2 separate regions of the Homo sapiens genome follow, and region 2 is linked to region 1. Evidence: read pairs that join two places in POLR2A ChIA-PET (ENCODE). Cell type or tissue: MCF 10A. All regions are shown on one strand. Region 1 overlaps CAPN2 (calpain 2). Region 2 overlaps TP53BP2 (tumor protein p53 binding protein 2).

What was found. Peaks named below come from ENCODE experiments on the same cell type or tissue, not always from the same donor. Only the 100,000 strongest peaks of a DNase experiment are listed, where the experiment ranks them.
Region 2: POLR2A ChIA-PET joins it to region 1 with 5 read pairs; 3 of 35 experiments call an interaction of 5 or more read pairs at or near these places.

The regions. Positions count from the first base shown.
Region 1 is chr1:223,719,381-223,723,380 of GRCh38, forward strand. All of the region lies in intron 2 of CAPN2 (calpain 2), which reads left to right. Among named protein-coding and RNA genes, the nearest start is that of CAPN2, 8.8 kb to the left of the region's middle. RefSeq lists an enhancer at 1-226. In MCF 10A, no CTCF peak of the experiment used is centred here; a DNase peak (open chromatin) is centred at 1,771.
Region 2 is chr1:223,802,554-223,806,553 of GRCh38, forward strand. TP53BP2 (tumor protein p53 binding protein 2) reads right to left here. Exons shown (of 18, transcript NM_001031685.3): 6 at 1,621-1,795; 7 at 718-899; 8 at 178-342. Among named protein-coding and RNA genes, the nearest start is that of TP53BP2, 41 kb to the right of the region's middle. In MCF 10A, no CTCF peak of the experiment used is centred here; no DNase peak of the experiment used is centred here.

The DNA of each region.
Region 1 (4,000 bases):
ACAAAAAAATTAGCTGGACGTGGTGGTGGGTGCCTGTAATCCCAGCTACTCAGAAGGCTGAGGCAGGAGAATTGCTTGAACCCAGGAGGCAGAGGTTGCAGTGAGTAGAGATGGCACCACTGCACTTCAGCCGGGGTGACAGAGAGAGACCCCATCTCAAAAAAAAAGAGAGAGAATCCAGAAACAAACACAGCAACTGCCTAACATCTGCTTCAGAGTTTAACAACACCTTAAGTGCCAAAGTGTAAGCAACAAATACATGATTTAAGTCCTGTGTAAATACCACTGGGCCAATTGGAGAGGAGATAGCAAAGGTTAACATTCCTGGGAGAAATTTCCCTCCCAGGGGAATTATAAACCAGGTGAAATGTAAACCTTTTAAAAATTTCTTAGTAGCTAGTCTGTAATTTCTCAGGGGTGTGTGCGTGTGTGTGTGTGTGTGTGTGTGTGTGCGCGCGCGCGCGTATAATGCAGTATTGGTCATTTTGTTCTTTCAGCCTTTTATTTTGGAGGACTCTAGTTAGATCACAATCTGTGAAATGTGGTATACTGTACTCTCACCCTGATTCTGGCACCTGGCCAGCGGGTGCTGATGGGGCCTTGACCTTCACCAAATCCCAACAGCCTCACAAGCACCAGGAACAGAGGCCATGGCAGTGACACTCTGTGACATGGCCAGAGATATGAGCCTAGACTCAGCTCTGTTGGTAGTCCGAAGACTGGGCAAGTAATTACCTGGAACTTCCATCTGGAACCTCCGTCTCTTCCAAAAACGGAGAAGGAAGGAGGGTAAATGGAGTGACCTCAGACACCCCCTATGAGTTTGTATTCAGCTATTCTAAAGCCATTCCCGGGTTTCTAACCAGCTACTCCTCATTCCTTGTGCTAGAGGGTTAGAGCACTACAAGATCATCCTTATTTTCTCTCTTTCTCTCTTTTTTTTTTTTTTTTTTTGACAGGGTCTCACTCTGTTCCCCAGGGCTGGAGTGCACTGGCAGGATCTTGGCTCACTGCAGCCTTGGCCTCCTGGGCTCGAGTGATCCTCCCACCTCAGCCTTCTGAGTACCTGGGACTACAGGCACACGCCACCACACCTGGCTAATTTTTGTATTTTTTTGTATAGACCGGGTCTTGCCATGTTGCGCAGGCTGGTCTTGAACTTCTGAGCTCAAGTGATCCACCCACCTCGGCCTCCCAAAGTGCTGGGATTACAGGCGTGAGCCACTGCGCCCAGCCAAGATCATTCTTTTATTACACACAGAAGGAGTAATAACAGTACCCATCACCTGCATAACAGTATGCAATTCATAGAGCATTTTTTCACTACAGTATTTCATGTACTCATCCCAAATCTAAAGTAAATATTCTCACCTCACTGTACAGATAAAAAAAAACTGAGCCACAGAGACGGGAGAGTAAGTGTAAAGCCACACAGCTAGTAATTGCCAAAGGATTGAACCCTGGTCTGATTTTGAATCCTACACTCTTCCTAACCCATGCTCCCTCCAATTTGCCATAGTGCTGTGCTGAGGAACCATTCTCAGCAAAATTCATCTTCTCTACCTGCGCTTTCTACCCTGAGCCTTACTCAGTTCCCCCAGGGAACTTGGGCAGGTGACATTCTTAGACTTGTGCACTTTGCAACGCCCTGCCCTGTTTACTGTGCTGCCCAGCAATGTTTAATCCACAAACACCCACGCTCCTTCCCAGAAGGCTCAGCTTCCAAGCTTCACCAAAGTCATTTAAACCATGTTTACAGAGCTGCTCTCACCAAGAGCCATCTCCATTGCAGAATATAGTTGTGTAAGAATTGATTCAGCAGAGAAAAATCTGCCCTTCTGGAGGAAGGGCTGGAGACCCAGCTGGAGCCTCCACTGGCTGACCCTGCAGCTAAATATGGCTCTGAAATCGTGGGGTAATAACCACATTCTTACAGGTGCTTGCCACTTGAAATGGCTCCCAAGGACCCAGGAAACTCCAAGGCTGAGCTGCTCCTACCTCTGATGCTTTACTTTGCACTGGGTCACCACTGAGCTTTCCCCACAGCCTCACAGCTCACGGATGAAGGCAGCTACCCCAGCCAGGAAGGCATAGGTCACCTTGCAGGCCTCTGATTTCCTGGGGTAGAGCCCAAGGCTGCCAAGGCTGTTGAAACAGCACACCCCCATTTCATTGTAACCCAGCAAATGTTCCCTGGGCCCCTCAGAGGTGGGTCAACCTGCCTCCTTCTCAAGATGTCACATGGACCCCCAGAGCACCCACTGGGAGGTGTTTAGCTACAGGGTGCCCCACCCCACAGCCTAGCTCAGCAGAGAGTGGGGAAGGGACAAGACCAATGGGAAAGGCAAGCCAGATGGGGAATTTTCCAGTCCTGTTCCTTCTACCACTCATTAGCCACTTATTTGGACCCAACCCCTCTGAGCCTCAGTTTCTTCTTCTGTGAAATGGGAATAATGATAAGGATCCCTTCCCAGGGCTGTGGAGAAAAGTGAGATTTATACAGGCAAACACACTTGGCACACTATAGAATCCCAGACAAATTCAAGGGACCAGGATTATCATTACTGATTCCAGTTATGTGAAAAGTCCTTTTGCCAAATTGCCGAAGAAAAAGAGGATGGTGGAGGAAGAGAAAAGGAGGAGAAGAAAATAAGTTGGGTTGGAAACCAGATCCTTGTCCTTGAAAATTTCATAATCTAAGGGTGGAAATGCCAAAACGAGGAGAGACAAACTTGTGGCCTGTGTTTGGGTAACACACAGATTGAAACTCAGAAGGAGAAACATATGGGGAGAAAATGAACACAAAGGGGTCAGATGTGCATTCCTCAATTTTAAAAATTGAATATTTAAGTGTTTTAAATAATTTTTATTTCTTTTCCTTTCTTTCTTTTTCTTTCTTTCTTTTTTTTTTTTTTTTTTTTTTTTGAGACAGGGTCTTGCTCTGTTGCCCAGACTAAAGTGCAGTAACAAAACCATAGCTCACTGCAGCCTCGACCTCCTGGGCTCAAGCAATCCTCCCACCTCAGCCTTCCAAGTAGCCAGGACTACAGGCACGCACCACCTCACCTGGCTAATTTTTGTGTGTGTCTGTGTGGAGATGGGGTCTCACTGTGTTGCCCAGGCTGGTCTCAAGTTCCTGGGCTCAAGCAATCCTTCTGCCTTATCCTCCCAAGTGCTGGGATTACAGGTGCGAGTCACCACACCTGGCAAATAATTTTTAAATTATAAATTTAAAAATGCATTTTTATAATAGGTACCTTTAAAAATGTTAATAGACTTTTTTTTAAGAACAGTGTTAGGTTTATAGAAAAGCTGAGATGATAATACAGGAAGTTCCAGATACCTCATACCCAGTTTCCCCTATTATTAACATGTTACATCAGTGTGGTACACGTGTTATAATGAATCAGCATTGATGCAGTATTATTAAAGTCCATGCTTTATGCAGATTCTCTTAGTTTTCCCCTAAGGTTCTTTCTCTATTCCGGGATCCCATCCAGGACCCCACGTTTCATTTAGTTGCCAAGTCTCCTTCGGCTCCTCTGGGCTGTGACAGTCTCTCAAGTCTTTCCTTAATTTTGATGACCTTGACAGTTTTGGGGAATATTGATCAGAGATTTTGTAAGATGCCTGTCTATTGGAATTTGTGGTGCCTTTTTAATAAGTATGCAGTGGCTCACACCTGTAATCCCAGCACTTTGGGAGGCTGGGGCAAGAGGATCGCTTGAACCCGAGTTTGGGACCAGCTTGGGCAACATAGCAAAACTCTGTCTCTACAAAAAAATTACCTGGGCTTGGTGGCACATGCCTGTCGTCCCAGCTACTCGGGAGGCTGAAGCAGGAGGATCACTTGAGCCCAGGAGGTAGAAGCTGCTGTGAGCCGTGCACTCCAGCCTGGTTCTGGAGCCACTGCACTCCAGCCTGGGCAACAGAGGGAAAACTTATCTCAAAAAGTAAATAAATAAGTACCCATGTAGTTAAAATGTTTAAAGACTAGCAA
Region 2 (4,000 bases), 83 kb after region 1:
GGTAATAACATTAAAAAGTAAAAAAGCAGCGGATTGTCTTTTAAGGATCCATAAACAGCATCTGTTTTCTGAGGGCACACTGAGTAATGATTCTGAAGAAGATGCCTATGAGTAACCTCACTGGGCTGGTCATCTTTTTCCCTCCTCCCCAAAACCATTACAAAACGGCCCACTTACTGGTAGATTTTCTTTTTGCTGTAGAGCTGCCTTCTTCTTCCACAGCCGGTCCCTCAGCTCATTAACACGCTTATCCATGACTGCCACTTCTGAATTACGCTTATTCAAACACTCCCTCTGTTGTTGTAGCTTGGCATTCTGCTCTTGATTCAATTTGTTTCTTAGCTGAATAAAAGAGAGGGGAAAAAAGGTAGCCAAGGAGTAGGAAGAAAATGTCTCAAACAGTTAATCACATGGTTAACTATTATATAATTTCTAAAAATATGAGGTCCCTCCACCCCTCCACACTTCTCATCTCATGGTTTAAAATTAAGTGACACCTGTGCAAGACCACCAGCTGTGGTTATGAGGAATGTCTCAAATTTCCTGTCTAGGGTACTATAAAGTTTACTCTGGATTCTCTGGAGTTTGGGTTCCCCCCACAACCTGCCTTCTCTTTAAGGAAAGGCAACTGAAATCTAGCACCTCTTGCTACTTATATGAGCAACTCTGTTTCTGGAAAGGAGGTTGTACAGCTTTTGGCAAACAGCTACGGTCTACCTGCAGCTCCTTATAGAGGCGATCAAGCTCAGCCACTGCAGACTGATTGTCATGGTGGCTGTCGATCCTGCCGTTCTTGAGCATCTCTAGCTGCCTGGTCAGTTCTTCTACTTTTGACACAGCCAGGACGAGCTCCCTCTGTTTTTGCTGGAACAAATTATTCATCTGTTCAATTTCCTCCACTAGATGAGACAGAGAACAGCAACAACAGTTGAAAAGAAAAATAAGAATGGACTACTTCCCAGGCAACCGGGCTTTACAATGAACTTTCTAATAAACAGTAGAAAAATTTTTCAGAATGTCCTGGAAGCAACCGACTTCTTTTAGAAGCAAGTGAAATCAACAGAGACATCTCTAAATCTCTGTGCTTCAATATCAATGTATATTTATCAGAATTTGCATTAAAAATATTATTAAACTCCAAATTTTAGAAACAATAAAAATTTCTTTAGAACTTTCAATTTTATAACATTAGGTGGATCTATTAAACCACAAACATTCTGAATAAAATGGTATCGTAATAGATGGAGCTATTATATGAATAAAAATCCTTGCCTTCATCAAATTCTCAGTCAAAAAATATTAAGGGGAAAAAATGCTACATTTTCCAAAGGTATCTTAGAAATCCTGTATAAAACATTCAACAGCTGAATTCAATTCAGAGGAACCTGCAGCATCAAAACTGCAGTAAATTATATTTTTTCAAAAGATACCCTTTAAAGTTATCTACAGATCAACCATGGTGGCTTGCACCTGTAACCCCAGCTACTCAGGAGGCTGAGGTGGGAGGATCACTTGAGGCCACGGTTCAAAAGACCAGCCTGGGCAACACAGTAAGACCCTGTCTCAAAAAAACCAGACAAATAAATGTATAAAAAAGTAAATCTATGAGGAACAACTCACCAAGTTTCCCATTGCTTAGTCTCTTCTGTTCCACGTGGCCTTTAAGTGCTCTCACTTTTTTTAGCTTAGCTTCCTGATTCTCAGCTATTTCTTTTAGCCTTTTAAGTTTCTCCTGCTCAGCAACTTGTTGCTGTTGTCGCTGATCTTGTTGTTTCAAAAACTTTAAGCGCTGTTCCTAAAAATAAAAGTAATCATTAGGTATGTCATTTTAGGTAAGTACACCACTAAGCTCAAAATAGCCTAACTGCAACACTTAGATGTTGAGATTGAGGTACACTTGTAACCCTGGTCTGGTCTCACCTTCTTCCTAAACACTGCCATCAGAATCACACTGGAAGTCTGTTCAAAACAGATACTCCTGAGCCCACCCTAGAATCTTCTGGGGATAAGATCCAGGAATCAGTATTTTTAACCCAAGTGGTTCTTATGCAGCAAGGATGCAGCAATTCTTGAACTAGTTTTCATAAACTGTTGCAACAATTTTAAAAAGCAGCTCATGTAGAAATGGGAAGCATCATAAGAAACTATTTAAATGCACAAGATTTGGAGTACATTTAGATTCAAACCCAGCTCTACCACTTATTAGCTATGAGACCCTGAACAAATTGCATAACCTCACCAAGCATGCAAGTCTATGTTTCTTCATCTATAAAACAGGGATGATCAATAGTAACTACCAATGTTACTATAGTGAAGATTAAATGAAGTGTGAAATGTAAATGTCTTTGAATGATATTTTACATAGTATATACTCAATAAATGGTCACTGAAAAGAGCTAAAGAAATATTTAACACCTTTAGAAAGCTGCAATCATGGAATCTGAAATTGTTTCTTTCCCCTGCCCCAAGGTACTTTTGTTATAGCAGAAATTTTGTTTTTATTACATTAAAATTTTTAACTAAAACTGAGTAACAGAGCCACACAATTTATAATCACAGGTAAACTATTTCTTAGATTAGTATGCCTAGAACATATAAGTAACATGGAAAGAATCAAAACAAAAACCCTGGCTAAGGCAGAAGGATCACTTGAACCCAGGAATTCAAGTCCAGCCTGGGCAACACAGTGAGAACCCATCTCAAAAGAAAAAAAAACCCACAAGGACTTGTTTTTAAGTCCTTGAAGACTAAAAAGCTTAGAAATTTGTTCTTCAACAACCAATCTTTTTGACTATATATCCTTGCTACTCAATGTAATGTGCATCAGCATCACCTGGAAGCTTGTGAGAAATGCAGAAGCTCAAACCTCAACTCACCTACTGAATCAGAATATGCATTTTCAACACGATCCCCAGGTGATTCATATGTATCTTAAGGTTTGAGAAGCAATGATATGCATGATTTTGGAAAAACTGGGGTCTGGTATTACAAACAGAAATGGATGCACAGGAACCCTAGGAAGTATGACATGAAGTCCACACTGCCTTGAGAACTGCCTTGAAGAATTCCTGGCCATTATTTCAAAGCCCTATTGGGTAACTTTGCCCATGACAAACCAACAATTGTCTACCCCAGCTTCAGTGACCTGATAATCACTAAAGGACTGTTAGTTGTGGATCCTGGGTGTTTAGACCAGGGGTTGACAAACTATAGTCTGCAGGCCAAATCCAGCTTGCTATCTTGTTTTTGTAAGTAAAGTTTTATTGGGACACAACCACACCATCTGTTTACCTATTATCCATGACTGCTTATAACAGCAGACCTGAGTAGTTGCAACAGAGGCAGCAAAGTTTGCAAAGCCCAAAATATTTACTATGTAGCCCTTTACAGAGAAAGGTCTGTTGGCTTTTGGGTCAGATTGGAAGCCTATGGCTGGCAGGAGAAGCAGCAGTTCTGATGGTAATGGAGTGGCTTCTTATATTTTCCTTGTTCAAGGCCAGGACTAGGGTTAGTTTGTGGATAAAGAATGTTCCCCAAATAAAGGCAAGCAGCCCGTTATTGGTGCCAAGCTCCAGAAGGGGACAGTATTAGATTAATCTGATCCAAGATTAATCTATGGTATGGTTATACCATGTTAGAACTTTAATATTCCTCTTGCTGTGGCCCAGAGTAGTTCCTAGAAGCAAAGATGAAGGGCTCTTTCCACCTTTCCTGTCTGGCTGATACCCATCATAGCATGGTTAATCTTGATCAGAATCAGGAGTCAGAAAGATCTTGAACAATTAGGATGATACAAGGATTTCTACAAAATGCTATAGTAAGGACTCAAAGAGAGCACAAAGAGAGCACCAAACAGCAGGTGGCTTTTGGGTTGATAATGTTACCTCATATCTGTGAGGTAATTGGCTTAATGGGGGTAGAATGTAAATAGCCTTACACATATATTAACAATAGTGGCCTGTTAGCTCTTTTAAAAGAAGATACTACCAGCCGGGCACGG